Regions from separate parts of the Homo sapiens genome. Here region 2 is linked to region 1. A link is a loop called in an ENCODE intact Hi-C map of the cell type or tissue named here. Cell type or tissue: PC-9. All regions are shown on one strand. Links, peaks and the distances in the headings refer to the core of each region. The heading gives the core; the rest is flanking DNA.

Region 1 (10,700 bases), core at 1,848-9,847:
TTGACCCCCAATATTGGATGGGGGCCTAAGGGGAGGTGTTTGGATCCTGAGGACAGATCCCTCATGAATGTCTTGGTACTGTCCTCACAGTGAAGAGTGAGTTCTCACACTATCAGCTCCCTTGAGAAACTGGTTGTCAAAACAAGCCTGGCACTCCCCATCCCCTCACCACGTGGTCTCTGCACACACGAGCTTCCATTCACTTTTCATCATGTATGGAACCAACCCGAGGACCTCATTGGAAAGAGAGTGGATGCTGGCACCATGCTTCTTGTTCAGCCTGCAGAACTGGGAGACAACATAAACCTCTTTCCTTTATAACTTACCCAGACTTGAGTATTTCTTTGTAGCAATACAAACAGACAAAGCATCTGACAAGCAAGTTGTTCAATGAAGAGATTGTTAGAGCCTGGGGAAGAGTCATCATGTTCAATTGGTACAAGATGCAATTAACTAATATGATTTGGGACAGCTGTCTCCATTGAGGTCACCAGGGTGTCATGGAGTGAAGCTTCAGGAGGAAGAGCTGACTACTTCCTACCCTGGGCTCCATTTTTGTCAGGGCTCTACAGAGAGACAGAACTGACAAGATATAAAGAGAGGAATAAAACAAAAATCCAGATATTTCTATAAATCCGATTATTTGCCAAATTAAATGTGAAAGCTTGCCTCTATCTCTTTCCATTGTGTGCAGATATTTTGCACAGTGTGGATTTGGTCTCTAGGTGTGAGTGTGCCCTGGACACAATGCATAGTAGACAGACATTGTGCTTCGTTGTAGACACTGTGCTAGGCACGTATTACACATTGCCCCAAATCCTTATCACAAACACATCAGGAGTATGATGGCCAAGGAGGAAGCTGTGGCTCAGCCCATTGAGGCTGTATATCCAGGGATCAACAGCCAGTAAGTGGGTGTGCTGACTCCCAAGGCCAAAGCCCACCTACTTGCCAGGTAACTTTCTAGGGATATGAAGGCATTCTATGTTATGATGGTGTGTGTTACATGAGTGTATCTGTCTACCAAAAGTGTGCTTCCATGATTTATGCAATCAGATATGGGATATAATGGTAACTCATGTTTTTACCCAAGGATTTTTTCATCACCATAAAACATCACTTCTACTCAGCTTTATTCTAATGATTTGAGGCAGAGTTTAAAAATCTGTCAAAATTAAATATATTTTTAACAAAGTGAAGACATCTAGACAAACAGACAATGGGGTAGGAAAGATGGAGCTAAAACCAGGGCTGAGTTTCATTCACAGATGGCTCGAGGTCCTACTCAATTACTAGAAATGGGCTAAATATTCACCTCTAAGCTTTCCAATAAGCAACACAGTAGGAACAATATCAACGCAATAGGCCTCAGAGTCCATGAGAAATAAACTAAACAGTTGCTTAGGGAAAGCAGAGCTATTTCTGGTAAGAAATTCAGAGAGAGTTTTCCTTTGAGTCTTCATAAAGAAGACACTCTTCGATGTAGGGCGCAGCATTAACTACATTCTTATGCAAGTTGTAAAGGCTAAATCTCATAAAATATTTTAATATAGGCCATAACACCAAGCAGCAAAAATAGAGAACTAGAGGATGGGGAGATGGAATTTGCTGTGTTTGGAAATTAATACGATTATTGGTTTTCTGTGTTCTCACTTAATCCAGGGTTTTAAGGAATCTAGAGAAAAATCAGGATTGATGTTTTTCATTAGTGCGTTTTCTTACAACTAAAGCTCTTGAACGCTCTGGGTGGTGGGGAGTTTGGGTTGCACTTGGCTTGTGATGAGTTTCCCAGGGAGATGCACTTCTCAGCTGGACCACCTGAGCACACCACCAGGAAAAGCTTTTGGGTAACCCCGGAGGCAGGAAAATTTCCTATGGGTGCTTTATTCAGCTGTAGTCCTATAATCAGCCTTTCACATAATTTGATAGAACTGACCAATGTGAAATGAAACTGTTAATAAGATCCCAAACTCTCCAGAGAAGAGGACTCTCTATGGCTAGTAGAAACACCCAAATTAAAATAATGGAAACCCAATGGCCATAGTTAGAGAAGGGTGGTCACGTGCCTTTTGTTTCTGAAGAGGGCAGTTCCAAACAAACATGCTGTCTGTGCCTCTGAGCTAAGACAGTTCTTGTAAAGGGAGCTGAGGCACCATGGCTGGAAATCTCCTCCAACCAGCCTGAAAGGGCATCCAATAGACACTTATGGTTTGGGGTTTAGAAAGTACCCAGTCAAGACTGTTATTTTCAACCAATCAGAATTGAATGTGTTCAAATCATTCATTTACATATACAGACCTGATTGAAGACTGTGACAGGAATTTTCTTTATTTAAGCCAGACCCTTTCTTTGTTCTCCAGAATGTGCTTTTGTTTTCCACCAAAGCCTGTGTCTTCCCGATACCTAGATTGTTTTCTATTTAATAAAAAATAAAGTTCTCAACTTTTCCTCCACAGATCTCATGGTTTTTTGTTAGCACCTCAAATAGATGTGTATAAAGGTGGAAAAAGCAAATTTCCAGTGCGTTAGCTGGGGTTAAAGTCTCTGTTTTCACGCGTCGGATTTGGGCTTCATTCCCCAGAACCCACTTCCTTTTAACCAAGTGCATGCTTTCCCTCATGCATATACTTGAGTGATTTCATCAGGTGAAAGGAAGATTATAATGAACATCTCAAACTTTATACAATTTGAGGAAGTCCTTTTCAATATTTGTTTCTGTTTCCATCTTGCCAACCCAGCTCAGGCTGGCCTGACTTCCTTCCACCTTTCCTTTCTTCCTTGTTTACTTCCCATTTTTTGTTGTTGTTGTTGTTGTTGGGTAATTTAGGTATAAGTGTAATAGTCCTTATCACACTTCATACTAGGGAAATGGAGTTCATGATTTCTGGGTTTGGGGCAAGGATTTTATATTAAAAATCATCCAATGATTGGAGGCAAGAAGGAAAATCTCTTCTTTGGGGCCTCCTGAGAAAAGCTTCTAAAGATTTTCAGGGAGCCGTGTGTCCCCAGTGGAAACTGAAAGTATTTCATTTGTTTTATTTTCTTCAGTTGTGGTAGATGGAAAAATGGTCACAGTTCTATGCACCTCCACTCATCAAAAGGCAGGATCAGTTTCCCTCTTCATTGACCCTGAGTTTGACCAGGTTTGGCCAATAGAAGTCAGAGGAAGTGACAGGTGCCAGTTACAAGAAGTTCCACAACCCCTTTTAGAAATCAACTAAACCACTGTGTGAATAAAGCCAGGTTAGCCTGCTGGAGAATGAGGCCCAATTGCTCCCATCATCTCACATGACAGCCAACCAACCACCAGTCATGTGACTGAGGTCATCTTGGACCAGCCAAATTCCAACCAACCTTTTCAGTAGACCTCAGACACATGAACAAACCCAACTAAGATCAACCAACCCTAGACAGTTCTGCAGAGTTGCCCAGTAACACACAGAATCATGACCAATAATAAATGTGTACTGTTTGAAGTTGCCACATTGTTAAGTGGTTTGTTATGCCACAAAAACTAACTGACACATCAACTCTGAAACCTCCTTGGTTTAATCAGGGTGCTGGCAGGTACGGAGCAACTGTGCCCAGGGTAACATTACTTAGTCTCAGAATCATAATTAATTAAATTGCAAGTGACAGAAATATAATAAAATCTGACTTACTTAAAAAGGGGAATTTTTTGGTTCACAGAACCACGCTGCAGCAAGTACAAGAGTGCAACTGCGGACTCTTGGTTGACTAGAACTAGGAATGTGAGCCACATTGAAGTTTGCTCTTTCAGATTCAGTGCAATTGAGTGTGATGGAAACCTTTCTTTAGAAAAGAAAAAAGAAACATCATTCCAGGGTATGTTTACCATACATTCTCATGCAGGGAGGGTGAGGTTGATAAAAGATTGATTTTGTATGCTCCTTGCTAAGTAGCTCTGCCCTCTGGAAGATTCCCTTTGTCTCATGGCCTTTAGAGCTGAGAGCAGAATTAGGCAGACCTCACATGTTGAGGACTCATGGTGGAATTTGTTTTTTCTTTTTCTCTTTCTTTCTTTCTTTTTTTTTTTTTTTTTTGAGACAGGGTTTTGCTCTCGTTGCCCAGGCTGGAATGCAGTGGCATGATCTTGGCTCACTGCAACCTCCGCCTCCCGGGTTCAAGTGATTCTCCTGCCTCAGCCTCCTGAGTAGCTGGGATTACAGGCACCCGCCACCAGGCCAGGCTAATTTTTGTATTTTTAGTAGAGACGGGGTTTCACCATGTTGGCCAGGCTGGTCTTGAACTCCTGACCTCATGATCCGCCCACCTCGGCCTCCCAAAGTGCTGGGATTACAGGAGTGAGCCACCGTGCCTGGCCGGAATTTGTTTTTCTTTCCGGGTGCCTGGAATCTGAACCACCTTCCTATATTTTGGGGATCCTCTACCCACTGTGGCAGAATCTGGCCCCCATTATGTAAATGGAAAAGCCCGGATAGTGCGTTCCCAGCCTCCCTTGCAGCTGGGGCCTAGTCAACATGACCTGCCTCTGCCAATCAGGCACCTGCCCTCAGCTTACAAGACACCTGTGATATGAGGTGGCCATGGCTGCTGGGAACCCATTCTGTGATGATGGTGGTCCTGGGCAGCTGGCCCTGGGTTCTGTGGGGATCCGCAGCAGAGTTTCTAAGGAAAGCACCCAGTGTTCAGTGTCAGAGGTGCATCTTCAGCCAGCAGCTGAAACAGAGGTACTTCTACCAGGCCAGTTTTTGGGCTGCTGATGGCTGCACTGCTTCCTAGCCTGGCTCCCCTGTCTCCTTCAAGATTCAGTGAGCTTTCCAGAACACATTTTTGTTTGTTTGTTTACATTCCCCAGTCATTAGCTATTGCATACAACTATGAAGCCAGGATAAAACCACAGAGCATCTCAGTGAGAGCCCAGGTCCCATCTGTGCTGGTGCCAGCCCTGAAGCTGGACTCAGATTGGGCCATCACAGGCATGGGGATTTTCCTGTAATGCGATCCCTTTGAACTTTGCATATTTATTTTGCCTTGAGTGACTGTTGGCTTGCAACCAATGCCAAAAATCGAGTCATGTCATGATTGCTGAACCTTTGCTTACACTCTGAGGCACAGAATCCAGCCCCATGACTCAGCAAGGTGGACAGGTGTCAGGTCCAAGTATCTTTGCATCCATGGTCATGACCTGAGGAACACTGTCTGCACCATAATCTTACTCTTTTCTATCTGCACTCCGATGGCCCCATTTGAACCAGTTTGTTTCTTATGGCATCTTATTAAAACTCAAAAGCAGCAGTACAAAAAAAATGAGAAAACTTTGAAATGTCTTTTTCAAAAATCCAAGATTGTCCAGTGTTCTTATTATTCATTTTTTATGTAACAAATTACTCTCCAGTTTAGTGGCTTCAAATAATAATTTATTATCTCTCATGATTGGGTTCAACTGATGAATTCTCATGTGGGGTCTCTCAGGTTATTGCATTTACATATTGGCTAAGAGAAGAAGCATCTTAAGGCTCAGTGGGCTGGAAGTTCAAGGTGGCTTCTTCTGTCCCATGTCAGATGTCCAGCTGAGATGGCTGACTGGCAGGAGCTGGCCAACAGATCTCTCTTTCCATGCAGCCTCTTGAAGTGACCACCTCGGGCTTTCTCACGGCCTGGCTGTTGGATTTAGGGGAGAGTTTTCAGATCCAGCACAGTGCCACTTCCACCATATTTTATTGTTCAAAGCAATCCCAGAGTCTCCCCAGATTCAAGGGCAGAATAACATAGACCCCACCTTTCAGTGGAAGGAATATCAACGAATTTGTAGCTATCTTTATTCCTCTACTTGTTGGCGAGAGTTGAAGTCCCAAGAGAAAAACCTGTTATCTGTTGTCTTAACTTGGATTTCCCCAGAAAGAGATACTGAGGCAAAGATTGTGAGTTCAATGTTACCTGTGGAAACACTAGCAGGGTAGTGAGACAGAGGAGGGAAGAGATCCAATGAAAGGTACATTATCAAGCAGGTGACTGAGTATAGGAGATAGGGCTAATCCCAGTAGGGAACTCGGACAATATGTGGATATGTGCAGTCATGCTGACAGAGGTGTGTGGGAGCTGGGATTGTCCACTGCTGCTTCCAGATGTTAACTCCCTGGCACTTCCAGCCACTCTGGCATGTGTGTGCAGAGAAGATCTGGGAGCTTTTCAGGTGGAGAGAAGGCAGGCTTAGGGCTGGAAGCTTTCGGTTGGCAGCACTGGGTTGGGGCATGTTGATAGGCCACCGGCCATATCTGCACCCTAGTGAACCAGTGGCTTCTCTACCAAAATAGGAGCTGGAGGGACCTACGATACTCCTTAACATTTTTCTTCCTTCCCTTTGTGACTTCGTTCTCCCCTTTTGGAAACTATCACTTGGGATTATCTAGTTTCACCATTTATTGTTTCTGCCACAGAACTTTTTGGTTACAAGTTGCAGACTAGCTTGGGATAAAAATAGGGAAATATTGGTTTATGTCTCCAAACCGTAGTAAGGAAAGAGACAGAAGAAGGCATCAGGGATAGCTGGGTCCAGAAATCCATTACTGTCAGGCCTCTTACTCTTTCTGTCTCTTACTTCTTGCTTTCTCTGCACTTCAGCAGTACTCTCAGACCTGCTTCTCCACAGTATGGAAATGTGATTGAGGGCCTCTCAGGGCTCATATCATCCAAGCATTGCTACCAAAAATGAATTTGAACTTCCAAGTTTTAAAATTCTGTGGAATCACTCAGACTGACACAGCATGGCTCACTTGCCCAGCTCTGAAATGAATGGAAGGCAGGAGTGGGAGATGAGTGAATTATGAACGATAGTTTTCCTTGGAACTATGCTATTGTAGGGGTTTGGGGACACTATTTCCAAAAATAAGGGAGGTACCTTACCTGGAGTGGAAGCAGAAGCAGTGCTAATCAGAGGAGCTTTCGTCTTTAAATGAGTGGCTTATAAGACAACATTTCTCAAACTCTAGTGGTTCCCCTCAGACCTCCTGGCCATCCTCTGGAGGGGGCCCTGCAGAGCACAGAGAAGCAGAGTGAATAAAAGCTCAAGAGTATCCAAGAGAAAATACATATTTGAGAAGACGGCCTGTTCATTGATCAGGGAAAAGTTTCTTCACAACTTCATCCTCCACCTTTCCCACCTTCAAAGCCAACTTGTTGTAGCAACAAAGGACTATTTATGTAATAAAAATGTGGAGTCCCCTGCTTGAGGAGTGGGTAGTTTGTAAGGGGGAAATCTGCATAGGGCCCTGATTGTGCCCTCACCCTCTAGGGAGGCTCTTGGGGACCTCCTGGCTCACAGCAGTCCCTCCCTCTTTCAGCAATGCCTCCACTGGGCTCCCAAGGTGGGCAGTCATGGCGACATCATGCAGGACCCCAACTGGTAGTTAACTGACCCAGGGAGGGCCACATGGCCCAAGCTGAGTCTATCAGATTCTCTTTCTTGGAAAATTTGAATTTTGGAATCTGAACAAAGCTTATCTGAACTATGAGTTTTTGTGGTCAACATGCATCCCAGCTAAGTTTTTCTATTATGTATTGGCTATGTATAGTGAACAAATCCTGACTCCAAGCATGCTGGAGAGAAATGATTTTTTCACCCAACTTTGAGGTCTTGAGTTTCTGATGTGAAAGGGATGCTGGGAATGTATGAGAAAGGATCCTAAAGAGGCAGAGAAAGACAATCAAGTGGGGTGGAGGATGTAAAGAATTAAAGAAATTCTGGAACCTTAGATAGGGATGCTCCATCATGTTTTCTGTTACAAAGGATTCAAATAAATTGAGAACTGAGTGACCACTGGCACTTGGCGACCTGGTCAGAACAAGTTCTGCTCCACAGGTACCTGAATTCTCCTTTCCTCACAGGACTGCACTTGCTCAGTGGACTTTTGAGCAAAGCGTGGTGGCAGGCACAGAGCACAGCCCTGGGCTCCAGAGCCTGCCTTTTCCTTCAACTGGGTATCAACCCTAAAGTTCCATTTTGCCAGACAGAGCAACCTGGCTTGAGCTCCATCCTCAGCACAATAATATGGACTCACCATCTCACGCGCCTCTCCCTGGAATCCTCAACTATTTGCAGGGATAGCCCCAGCAGCCTGGCTGGCACAGTGTGACTCTTGCCCTGCAGTCATCTGTGCTTGATTCTAGGCTAGTCATGTGACCTGAACTTGGCCTATCATATCCTGTTCAGCAGAAATTTTAATATGAAGAACTAACTGAGGCAGGCACTGGGGTGGCTGGAGCATAGCTAAGCTGATGGCAGCATTTGGAGGGAAGGGTTTCCTTTCTCTGCTGAGCTTTCTGGTTGTTTCACACCTCACTGCTGGGGTGCTCAGTCCTTCCTGGAACTCATGAGGTGTCCACTCACCTTTTCATAGACCCTATTTGTTGCTTAGATATTGCAGTTAAAGTTAAGCAGTTGGTTTCCACTGGTTGCAGAAAATAGAACTTTAGTGATAATATTCACTTGCTTTTTTACCCAAAATTATGAGGACACTTAAGCCCTTTAAATTTAGTCACAAGCAGAAGGAAAGAGGAGGCTGGGAATGAGTGACAGGTTTTCTTTGGAGGGGTAGAAGGATACTAGTGACTCCTTAATTCAAACGTATGGAAATTCCAAGTTTGTAGCAGCAAAGCTCAAACTAAATAACTTTTTGTACATTTCAAGAAACTCTAAATAATGCAGAACAATAAAATGCTTTATTTCTAACCAACACTCAATCTTGCAAAGCCTGATGTTCGAAAGAGGTCAGTGAGATTTAAGAGTTTTAGCTGAACTCTGGATCTATACAATTTTGAATGCCAGAAATTTCAATCCTTTCAGACCTTCTAAAAAGAATATCCATCTGGGACCATTCAGCAAAGAAAATGAAATTCTGGCCTCCAGGCAGTTCTGCATCTGCAGGCATGAGAAGCATTTTTCATAACCATTGTGCTTTCTTGGGTGGCTTTGAGCCCCCATGCCACCAAGGACTGTCCAGCTACACGAGTCAGCCTGGAGTGTGCTCCCTGTTCCACCTGAAGCCATGCAGGCAAAGGCTGCAGCATGAGGCTTCTGAGGCTCCCAAGGTGTGTTCAGATGCTGTGTCTTTCCCCCCACCTCATCTACAGGTCAAGCCCAGGTAAGATGAACGCCCTGCCCTTTGCAAAGGCCTTGTGAAATGCAAGAGCAGCTTCCACAGAGAGATGCAGACACTGAGGGCCCATGTAGCTGAAGCCTCAGAAGCTGGTCCACCATGTTCTGCCAGAACAGGGGAATCATCATCCTTATAACCACCCGGAAGCATGGAGACAGGGCCTCATAAATCATGCAGCACAAAACCCTGGTTGGACAGCAGGCAGGGTGGCAGCCCTGACACCCACAAGGATTGCCTGGGGCTGCAGCTCATTAGTGGTACCTTGAAAAAGCTGGAATCTGGGTGTCCCCAGGAGATCTTTCCCCGCCTGCTGGCTTCTTTCCATGGTGCTGTTTGCCTGCTGGCCCCTGGTGAGGGCCCTGCAGGGCGGGAAAATGGGGACTTCTTATTCCTTTCCACTCTGTGTGAATTGATTTTCCCAACTAAGCCCCAAGTTCCAGTAACTTACTGGGTTGTTGGAGTCACTGGCTATTTTAAACTATCATTTTCATCTGAAGCATTTCACTCTTTAGACTGACATTTAAATGCATGTTCAAATGTGGGCAGCCTTCCCTCAGAGCCCAGGCACTGGGCTGGACCCATGCATAGATGCTCCTCCTTTGCCCCCACGTGGAAACCACGAGACACACACTCCATGCCTGCTGAGGAGGTGAGGAAAACAACTCCAGAGAGTGTAAGAAGTGCATGTGCAGACACACACAGGACCGGGTCCCCTTGGTCCTAGGGGCTGTCCTAGAGGTGAAGTCTGCGCCCCTCTCCTCCCACCTCCTCCTGAGCACGTTGCTCCTCTGCAGCTTCTTGTGCTGAATGTGTCTCCCCTGCAGGCCTCTTAGCATGTGGCCTGAACTTGGGGTGCAATGGCTCTTCTCTCTCCTCATTGCCACTTCCACACCACTCTCCCTCCTTAAAATCCCAGCCCCGAGGCTCATGACGTGAGCCATACCACCTGCTGCCCCTCTTTAGACAGTTGGGTATAGACCCCTGTGGCCGTTTTCCTTTATTCCTTGGAGGTTTCAGCTTCCCTGACCATCCAGTCCTCCACATGGAAGACCACGCAGAGGCTCTGTCCAGTGCCCTAGCCTCGCAGCTCCTTCGCGCCTCCATAACAAAGCCTTGCCCTCCACTCACTGCAGCCACTCATGCTGCCCACCCCCGAGACCTTGTCATTAGCAAACAAAACAGGGAAACTTCTATCATCTGGATTCAAAGCAGCCCACATCCTTACCACCTCTTATCTTAACATAATTTAATAGTTGCAGAAAAAGTCCCCCACACCAAAATTTAAAAAAAATTAGTTGTACACATGCAGGGCAGGATAGATTTGGCTAAACAGAAATCTAAATGATATAAGCTGAAATAAGCAAAGGTTGTGTTAATGGAAATTTTCAGTATTGGAGCAAAGACAGAAATCCTGCTGTAGATGAACTGGGGAGGCCAGGTCATAGCACCATGCCCATTTTCTGGTAAGACTATTGAGGCGAATCCTCTTCAGGAATGTTGGAAGTGAAGACGTCCATGATACCTAGTGGGTGAGGTGAGTTGATCCTGGAGAAGTGAAGT
Region 2 (10,700 bases), core at 965-8,964, 96 kb after region 1:
TCACAGTGCTATTCACAATAGCAAAGACGTGGAAGCAACCTATATGCCCATAAATAGAGGACCAAATAAGGAAAATGTGGTACACATACACGATGGAATACTACACAGCCATACAAAAGAATGAAATTGTGTCCTTTGCAGCAACACTGATGCAGCTAGAGGCCATTATTCTAAGCAAATTAACCAGGGAAACAAAAGCAAATACCACATGTTCTCACTTATAAAGTGGGAGCTAAACCTGGACACAAAGAGGGCAACGGTAGACACTGGGGCTTATTTGAGGAAAGGAGGGAGGAGGGTGAGGGTCAAAAAACTACCTGTCAGGTACTGTGCTCAGTACCTGAGTGATGAAATCATTTGTACACCAAACCCCAGTAACATGCAATTTACCCATGTAAAAAACCTGCACATGTACCCGCTGAACCTAAAATACAACTTAGAAATAAAAACGTAGTCCCAGGCCACCCAGGTCCAAGAGGAGGGGCCATATACCTCACCTCTCAATGGCAGAGGCATTAAAGAATATGGTCCTCCATACAGACAGAGGCTAGACTTCTGAAGAAATCACATGATGCTTGCCCCATCCTGATTGCTTTGTTCTTTATGCTCTTCTCTGGAGAGCTCTCCCCCAATAAATTGCTTCTCAAGAATCCTCATCTCAGACTCTGCTTCTAGGGACCCAAACCATTAAGCTAACACCCATCCCTTGTCATTCTTGCCAGCAGCAGCACAGTCTTATTGAAGTTTATTAATGGAGCCCCAGCCAATCCACTTCTAGAGTTCCCAGCTTCCCTGGCAGCTGGGGTCAGGTGATTGTTGTGCAGAATCCCTATTAACCTCAGTAGGGAAAGCACCAGGTTCAAGAGGCTGAAGAAGAGATCCAGAGCCAGCAAATGAGACATGGGGTTTTATTAGGGGCTACATACAGGAGAGAGTCTAGTGGCTGTGGATGGGACAGGAAAACTGCCTTACATGCAGAAATTGTCCAGTGGCAGCAGGCTGGGCAGTAAAGCCACAACTGCTTGCAAACAGCATGCAATTTATATAGCATTTTCAATTAATACCCTCACCTTATCGACCTCCAGCTGACAACTTTCATCCAATCCAAAACTTGGGGCCTCAATCCTCTGTATGGCCCATGTTCCATGAGACAGGCCAGGGGTTCAGATGTTTCTCACAGACAAGGAACTAATCACCGGGTTGGCCACATCGAGGTTCCCTAGCTCAGAACACACATTCAGGTGCATCTGCTATACTGGGTCATTTCCCCGTGTAACTTAAATTATTGCTATCAGGTGCATTTACTCTACATTGACCCAGTTCTGATCAATGAAAGTCAAAGGAATTCTTTTGTGGAGCATCTCAAAATTGTTCTGCTTTCTGAGTAAAAGGAAGCATACACACTGGACACCACCCCCTCCCTGGCCCTCTTTCTTTTACCTTGAATATGGTTATGATGACTGGAGCTGCAGCAGCCATTTTGCAAATGTGAAAGAAGGGTCAAGAGAGTATGAATACCACCTGCTTTCATGTTGTCAAGCCACTGAACCAATGGCAACAGCTGCCTACCTCGGACTTGTCAGGTGAAGAGAAACAACCTTTTGTGTTGTTATTGTTCAGGTCATTGTCTCAGGTTTTATGTCACTTGTAACCAAGTGCAATCCAAACATCCTTGCAGGGGATAAAATAACCAAACTAATAGTTGAGGAACAAAGACATCTACTTTTCAGTTCAAACTGATACCCACTGAAGAGAGATATATTTACAAGATGACATTAAAGATGCAATTTGAAATATTAGCTTAATTTGGAAGACATTTTCCCCTTTAATCTGTGTTTAAAGTTAGCATGACATAGTTGAGAAAACAGTCTAATCCACTTTCCTTTATCATTTGAAGGTTTTTTTTCCTCTATTTAAATGAAAATTACTGATTGTCATTTCCACAGATGTTTTAGAACCTAGATGTATTTTGCAAATCATGGAAGAACTAACAATGTTCAGTTTGAAGCTGGCTTATCCTTCTCCATTTAATTCTGTTCTCTACTCATTCTGTTCAAATGGGCTTTATTAGGGCCTGAAGTCAATAATAAAAAAGGAATGGAATTCAGCATCACCATTGCTGCAGCTGTCTCTATTTTAATACACATGCTCATGAGGAGACATTTCCCTCCATGACAGTAACTTGCAACAATGGAGTAAGGAATTGGGGCTTCCCTTTGTCTTCCTTGGGGACAACAGGCTGAGGCCTGGCCAGACTACTTCTAACTCTACATCCCCACCACTTGCTATCCTCCCAAACTTGGTTTTGGGAGGAAACCTTAATTTAATATAGAACTCTTAGTATTACATAGCAAGTTCGCTTAAAAAATGCAGATACCTATTGCTTTAGTTTGAGTTCCAGGCAGGAAATCAGATGCTGAGAAAATAGTTTGGTGGAGGAGAATTTATTCAGGGAGCATGACCCTAGAGAATAGGAATAAAAACTGGAAGAAGCAAAGCAGGCAAAGGAATAAAGACAATTCAAGCTTGTGCCTTGAGCAGGTCGCCACTGTGGGCAACTGGGGTTCACTCTTGCTGGGCTTCCTCTGGGAGGTCATGTGGAATACCCCTCAAAATTTTCCACACAAGATATAGAAGAAAGGAGTCCTCTTGGTTAAATTCAAAAATTCAAACTTAAAATAATTCAAATGTATGAAAGTTTGAACTTTAACTTATCCTGACCTTGAGGGAACGTGGCTATGCAACTTGAGTCATGTGCAAGCAGCTGTGACTTCTGCCTTTTTTCTATAAATGATTAAGACCAAAGTGCACCAGAGAAAAGACCCCCTCAGATCACCACCCCTCCTCATGGAATAATAAAGTAATCTGTAACCAACCAAATAGCTGTGGCACCTGCACCTGGTCTTGTAAGGAAACTGTTGTGATTCTGTTGGAACTTTTCTGTCTCTGCCTATGTAAATGAAACCATAACTTTCCCACTCTGGAAATGTTGACCCCCTTTCATCTGGAGTCAGTGCTTTCCTGGGTGGCCACCCTCAAGCTTTGTGCTCATATAAACTCTATACTCTGGATGGAATGAAGAAAAAAGCCAAAAAAAAAAAACACAAAAAAACAAAAAACACCTCTGTAAGATATTTAAAGAGGTTTATTCTGAGCCAGTATGAGTGACCATGGCTTGGGAAACAGTCTCAACAGATCTTGAGAAAGTGTTCCCAAGGCAGCTGGGTTACAGTTTGGTTTTATACATTTTAGGGAGATAGGAGTTGTAGGTAAAATCATAAAGGTGTATATTGATTCCACCTAAAGAGGTGGGATATCTTGGGGAAGGTGGGTTTACAGGTCATAAGTAGATTCAAAGATCTTCTGATTGACAATTGGTTTGAAGAGTTAAGCTTTGTCTAAAGACTCGAAGTCATCAGAAAGAAGTGCTTGAGTTAAGATAAAGGGGAGTTGCAGAGACCAAGGTTCTTGTTATGTAGATGAAGCCTCCAGGTAACTGGCTTCAGAAGGAATGGATGATAAATGTCTCCTTCCAGATCTTAAAAGGTATCAGACTTGTTGTTACTCTCTGCTAGATCTAGGAAATGCCTGATTATACTCATGGAGATTCACTGCAGATGCAAATTTCTCCCACAAAAGACAGCTTTTCAGGACCATTTCAAAACATGTCAAAGAAATATATTCTGGGATAAAATATTTTTATTTCCTTCAGGGTCTGCTTCTGACTTGTGATTGATACCAGAGTCAGGTTGGAATTTGGCACCTTTTTGCCACAAAGGGTCTGTTTTTTGAGTCTGTGGTCTCTATTTTAATGCTAATGCTGGTCCCTTGTCCCTAAACCTTTAAAGGATGGGTATAATGAGGTGTGTCTCACATCACTTTCCAGCATGGTCTGGAATTCAGCTTTTCACAATTCTCTAAGTTTCCTGTGGCCAAGATGGGGGAATCTATTCAGTCAGTTTGTTACCAGAAAGGGGTCCCGATCCAGACCCCAAAAGAGAGTTTCTGGCCTTATGCAAGAAAGAATTTTGGGTGAGTCCAAAGAGTAAAGTGAAATCAAGTTTATTAATAAAGTAAAGGAATAAAAGAATGGCTACTCCATAGGCAGTGTAGGGCATGGGCTGCTCTACTGAACATACTTATAGTTATTTCTTGATCATATGATAAACAGGGGTGGGTTATTCATAAGTTTTCTGGGAAAGAGGCAGAGATTTCCTGGAACTGAGGTTCCCTCCCCTTTTTAGACCATACAGGGTAGCTTCTGGACATTGTCATGGCATTTATAAACTGTCGTGGCACTGGTGGGAGTGTCTCCTAGCATTCTAAGGCATTATAATTAGCATATAATGAGCAGTGAGGAGGACCAGAGGTCACTTTCGTTGCCATCTTGGTTTGGATGGGTTTCGGCAGGCTTCTTTACCACAACCTGTTTTATCAGCAGGGTCTTCGTGACCTGTATCTTGTGCCAGCCTTCTGTTTGATCCTGTGACTAAGAATGCCTAATCTCCTGGGAATGCAGCACAGCAGGTCTCATCCTTACTGTACCTAGCCCTTATTCAAGATGGAATCAGTCTGGCTTAAATGCCTCCAACAGGTTGGGTGGCTTAGGATTTTATTTTTGGTTTGCAATACTTAATCACATTCTCTGAATCTCATTATTTAAAGCTGACATCCTGTGTTATGCCATTCTTGCATTGCTATAACAAATACCTGATACAGGGTAATTTATGAAGAAGAGAAGTTTAATTGGCTCATATTTCTGCAGGCTGTACAGGAAGTGTGGTGTCAATATCTACTTGGCTTCTGGGGAGGCTTCTGGAAACTTACAATCATGGTGGAAAGCAAACAGGAAGCAGACTCATCACATGAGGAAAGGAGGAGCAAGAAAACAAGGGGGAGGTGCCACACACTTTTAAACAACCAAATCTCACAAGAACTCACTCACTGTCACTAGAACAGCACCAACGAGATGGTGCTAAACCATTCATGAGAAATCCACCCCCAGGATCCAATCACCTCCCACCAGGCCCCACCTCCAGCATTGAGGGTTATATTTCAACATGAGATTTCGGTAGAGACATATTCAAACTATATCATGTCCCCACCACCCCCATACCCCAAATCGTCAAGAATGCCCCTGTGGTGCCATGTCCATGTGCTATGAGGTAGCACACGTGTGCATGCCAGGTGAGTTCCACAGGTGACCCTTATGTGGTGTCATCTGACCCTGATGTCAGCCACACTTATATGGCTCCCCTGACCCTGATGTGGAGAGCAAGAGGTGCAGGGTTCAGGGAAGTGGACTCTTCTGGCCACACTTTGCAAAGTTAATCAATGCAGTGAGAAAGAAAAATAGCTCAGAGCAGTCTGAGGAATGTGAGTTATGCAAAATTTATCAGGCCCAGAGAGTAGGAAACTTCAGTCAGCCCTGCACCCATGGCCAGGGGCAATTATTTAAAGGCATTTAGTTCTTTCTTTTCTTCCCTGTAGTTTCTAGACTAGCTGATAAATGACCTAAAATGTTACTGCAAGTTTCACAATGTGACCTCACCCATGATCTTCATGTTCCTGGAATTCATGATACAAATAACAATGTCTAGTCAATCACTAATTAATGTAATTTCCATAAACCAGTGAGAACTCCCAACAAACAACTTTGTATCTTCCCACTCCCTGTACCCCTTTGCCTTTAAAAACCTGCTTGTAACAAAGACAAAATGGAGTACATATCTAGGGTCTCAGTATTCTAGGCAGCTGTGAGCATCTTGCCTCAAGTAAACTACTTAAAGTTATATTTTGTGCCTCAGCTTCTTCCTTTAGGTGAACACCAGCAAATGGCTGGAGGAAGGGTGGACAAAGAGGATACAAGGTAATACATGGGAAATGCTCAATTCAGCATCTAATAGGAGAGGTCAACAAAGTTTTCTGAAGGAGATAGGAGCCATACAGAGAGTAAAGAGCACATATAAACCCATGGAAAAAATAAAAACATGGTAGCACACTGGAACACCTAATGGAAGTTGGAAGAGAAAAAAATTATCTGGGTGGCAGAAAAAAAAAGAAGATGGAAAAGAGGTGGGTAAACAAAGAGTTCTGAAATCAGAACTGACAGAAGAAGCTAAATGATTCCCAAGAGTTAGAAAGAAAGTCTAAAAATGTGGGGAGGAGTGCAAAAAAAGCAGGAATCAGGGTGGCTTTGGGTATATAGCAACAATATTGGATGGTAGAAAATAATGAAACAATGTCTTCAAAATTCTGAGGGAAAATTATTTCTAACCAATAATCCTTTCCCTAACCAAACTGTCAATAAACACAAGAGTAAATACTGTATAGCATGCAGATCTTGAAAAATTATCTTTCACATGTCCTTTCAGAGAAAGCTGTTCTGGAGCTTGGAGGATGTGCTCCACCAAAACAAGGGGCTAAACTGAGAAACAGGAAGACGAGAGATCCAGAAAAGGAGGTAAAACTTGAGAGAGAGAGTTAAAGTGGATCCCCAGCATGACAAAATGACCCTAGGATGGCAGCTGTGCTCCAGTTCCAGAGGATGAGCAGTTTTAAATGAAACAGGCTACAGAGACCCTGGGGAGATGTTAAGAAAATGCAGTTGGTGGAATACCTGTTACAGGTAAATGATTTATACCAGAGTTTGCACATTTTTCTTGAAGGACCAGATAGTGAACATTTCGGACTTTGCAGGCCGTATAGTCTCTGTTACAACCATTGAACTCTGTCATTATAATATGGAGTGAAAGCAGCCATAGATAATACAGAAACTAATGGGTGTGGCTGTGTTCCAGTAAAACTTTATTTATAAAAAGATAAACAAGCTAGATTTGACTTGCAGGGCATTGTTTGCTGAGTCCTATTTTGAACAAGGTGAGTGAACTCAGAGTATAAATTAGTTGTGATTTCATAGCAATCTAAGCACATAAAAAGCCAAGATAAGTTTTAACTCTATAGAAAACAAAATTTTTAAAATGTTTCTCCTAAAATATCAAGATAATTGTGCATATGACATGGCTCACCTGTGAATGATCTTTATACAATCACAATCATGTAGACACTGAATACTCCTCTACCCCAGTTTGTGATATAACCATGTGGGAAGTACATGAGGGGTGGGAGGGGTGACAGAAAGAGCATGGGTCTTGTTTGCTGTGGTGGGAAGCCTAGAGGTAACACCCAGAAGGCAGAATCAAGAAGTAGCCACAAAGCCATATCATTTAGGTGCATGACAGAACACCTCAATAACAAGAAGTAAGGGTTGGAACAGGAGGCTCAGTGAAGAGCAATTTAGGAGAGTCTCTGGCGGCCTGGAGAGAACTGTCTCAACTTCCTGAGCCTACCTCCAGGGCCTCTGCCCAGACCAGACCTCCTGGGAGCAGAGCACGCTGTGACACTCCTAAAGTGGAGGCTTGCCAAGGGGTGCAGATGGAGCTTGGACATGTGGTCAGGGTGCTGCTTGCTTCTCGTTTTCCACACTGCTAGGCAAAGCAGGAAAGGGCTATAAAGAACAAAAGGGAGGGGGTTATTTAGAACAGAAAAGGGGGTCAGCCCTGGCCTGGAGCTGGCTCTCCTTGCAAAGCCACATTCCAGCAGGATGATTCCTAGGATTCTATGAATTCTAGAACAATTGAAGGGGTATTTGCTAAGGCAGGAAGACAGGATACATTTTATTTAATGGCTTGTTTTATTGATACATGTAAACCAGGTCCTGCCGTTTACATAAGGGCAAAGATGTTGCCTTTGCCCACCGCACAGTGTGGGAGCCCAGCCTGGAGCAGCCACTGGGGAGAACGGGGTAACTGGAACAGAACTCTAGGGCACAGCTCTGAAAAGGAGATTTGCTGGTCCCATCTCCAGTGCAGATCCTTGGCCTGTGCTGCCCGGTTCAGGGTGGAGGTCTGCTCCCGGCTCTCAGGGCCTCCCTTTCTATCTGAGTCTCCACCGAGGCGGCTCTGAGAGAACCCAGCTGACTCAGGGACAGTGGAGCAGAGGCTGGAGAGGACAGCGGTGAGCCTGGGCAGCGCCGGGTCGGGACCCCGGCAGCAGAGGCCGCGAAACCGCCCTGGATTGGGGTTAGCTGGGATCAGATTCTGGATCAAAGCAGGTACGAGGTAGGGACACTGTGAGGTGAGTCCATGGACACATGGGTGCGGAGGTGGTGGCGCCGGGGAAGGGGCAGGCACAAATGCTCACGCAGCCCCGCGCTCTGCGGGTCTCTCCCGCTCACTGGTAAAGAGATGACAGATCTGCTTGAGCGTTTTGGTGCGGCAGGACTGTGCCTGTATCTCCTACATTCTGTCCCAAAACCCTGGGCAGGATTTTGTCCTCACTTCACACGTAAGAAAACTCAGGTTCAGAGGATTAAATAGCATGCCTAAGGCCAGGTGAGCAACTCCACGACCCCACAGCTGCCCTGGCGGCCTCCAGGAGGCCTCCTAGCCTCACTGCCTCACTTGGTAATGTTGGGCAGAGCTGGGGTCTACCCGGGTGCTGCATCTCTGGGCAGAGCAGGAGCTTACCTTTGGAAGGAGGCATTGGACTTCTGGGGAAAGTTTAAAAAAAAAAAAAAAGCCCACTCCTGTTTTGTGCTCCCTGCCTGTTACCGGGCTTTCACTAGCCTCTTCGGTCAGGGCAGCGTGACTTCCGTAGTGACTTGGGTAATCTTTACAACACAGATGGCTTTTCTCAGACCCTCAAATAACTCATTTACACATTCTGGATCCATTATGGGAAATTCGGAATAAATGGATGCCTGGTATGACTAGGGAAATTAAACTACAGCAATAGAAAGCATCTTACCCGGACTTCAACAGCCAACCAGGGAGCACATGCGCTGCGTACCCAGAAGCCACACAGCCTGAGCCTCTCCTGCTTCCCGGCCGTGCACCAGCAGTTCCTGGAAACACTCACAGGATGCGCCTCTGTTCTCAAGAAGCCACATGCCCCTCGGCTACAGAGTGTCAACCCACAGTCTCCTGTGTGCCTATCGGGGTCAGAAGTGATCATCGGGGTTGAGAGCCTCACTTAAGAATTTAACAAGGCCCAGGGTAGATGAGGGAGCCGTGCTCAGAGCTGCGTCGGCCAGCCCTCCATGCTCAGCCACATCTCTTTCCTAAACTATGAAGGGGATGGTGGGACCTGCTCTGTGGACACTGAGGGACTCACAGGTAGTGTAGGTGATAGGCCCCCGCCGCGCAGGACCCACCCATGCTGGGCAGGCTTGCTTCTCATTTCCACATGCCAGGCCAAGCAGGAAAGGGTTACAGAGGAATGGACCCTCCTGGGTGTGGACGTCTCCTTCATAACCCCTGGAACTAGACAGAGAGGAACACCTGGGGGTTAAGGTGCAACGGGACCAGTGCTGCCCAGTCACCTGTGGAGACAGGCATTTCTTTTCTGATGCTGTTCATACACCAGCCACCAGACCCACGTAGCTGTTAAGCACTTGAAATGCAGTTAGTGGGACCGGCGCACTGATTTTAGTTTAATTTTAGTTAATTCACATTTAAATTTAAAAAGTTGAGTGTGGGTGGTGGCTACCATATTGAACAGTGAAGATCTAGCCCACAGGGTATAAATGACAGGTGCTCATTAGTGTCCAGTCTGACTCTTTCTGGGACATTGTCACTGTATCCTGGATTCCATTCCTGAAAGCCTGGCATCTGTAGGGTTCTGCAGATGTCAGCAGAGTTTATCAGGCCCAGCTGTTGACTCCTGGAGCAGGTGTGCTGACTAGTAAGTGAGATCATGTGCAGAGCTGCCATATGCCCTGTGCTGTGGGCAGACCTATGTGTCATCTTTACTTGTGTTCTGATCAAAGGAGGGAAGGTGTAAAAAAATTCATGGAAAGTGTAAAGTGTCAGGGAATATTAGTTACCATGATGAACAGTAATTATCAGAGTGACCTAATTTTGTACCTTCCCCTTTTTGTATCTTGTGTAATATTCACATGCCTGTGGTGGGGCCTGTCTCCAGTTTACAGAATTAAAAATGGGCTGGGAGGTGAGGTGTCTCCCCAGGAAACAAGGAAATAAGTGCAGGACTTAGAGGAGCTGAGCTGTCCCAACCCCCAGGGCCTCCACAGCTGCTTCATGCGGGGACATGGAGCCTGAAGTCTCCATTCTCGTCCCACTCTGTGCCTGTCCCAAAGCAGCACTTCTCCCTCAGACTTTTTCTTTTTGAAAATTATTTGAATAAATTTCTTCTTCTAATTCCCTAAGATCAAAAAAATTGTATCCTTTATAGATTTAAAAAAGCAGCAGTATGAAAATGAGCCCAGAGATCCTTACATTATAAATGCTTAGAGAAACTTTATGGTTATAAAAACAGTAATTAGGTAAGAGGCCCTAAGCATCTGATTCCTTAAAATGCTCTTTAAGGTGGAATGGATTTAGTTAGCATCTGGCACCTTGCTTCGTACTGGTATGAGTGCTTTCCATGTTAGTAAATTTCAGCATCAATTCGAAAGCTTGGCAGGCATGATCCTAATGCTGGTGAGAAGTCTGTTTCTCATGCTCATAGATCCCTCCTGGATTCCTCCTGGGTGCACACCAAGAAAAGGGAGCTGGAATGACCTGATACTGTGGATTACGTTTACATGAACATGGTGGCATTTTGGGTGGCTTTGATGGTACACCTACTAGAGGCATTATCTTTTTTTACCTGGTCTGGTGTGATATTGTCTGATTAAG

Evidence for each region. A loop is a pair of places that touch in the nucleus more often than their neighbours do. Peaks named below come from ENCODE experiments on the same cell type or tissue, not always from the same donor. Only the 100,000 strongest peaks of a DNase experiment are listed, where the experiment ranks them.
Region 2: it touches region 1 in a loop (16-fold over the local background); 2 of 110 quality-filtered maps call a loop at or near these places.

Annotation. Positions count from the first base shown.
Region 1 is chr20:24,030,010-24,040,709 of GRCh38, forward strand. No RefSeq gene overlaps it. Among named protein-coding and RNA genes, the nearest start is that of GGTLC1, 47 kb to the left of the region's middle. RefSeq lists an enhancer at 4,883-5,177. In PC-9, for the core only: no CTCF peak of the experiment used is centred there; DNase peaks (open chromatin) are centred at 4,982 and 9,312; H3K27ac peaks cover 1,147 bases.
Region 2 is chr20:24,127,022-24,137,721 of GRCh38, forward strand. No RefSeq gene overlaps it. Among named protein-coding and RNA genes, the nearest start is that of WAKMAR1, 20 kb to the left of the region's middle. In PC-9, for the core only: no CTCF peak of the experiment used is centred there; DNase peaks (open chromatin) are centred at 4,550, 5,410 and 7,530; H3K4me3 peaks cover 1,329 bases; H3K27ac peaks cover 5,703 bases.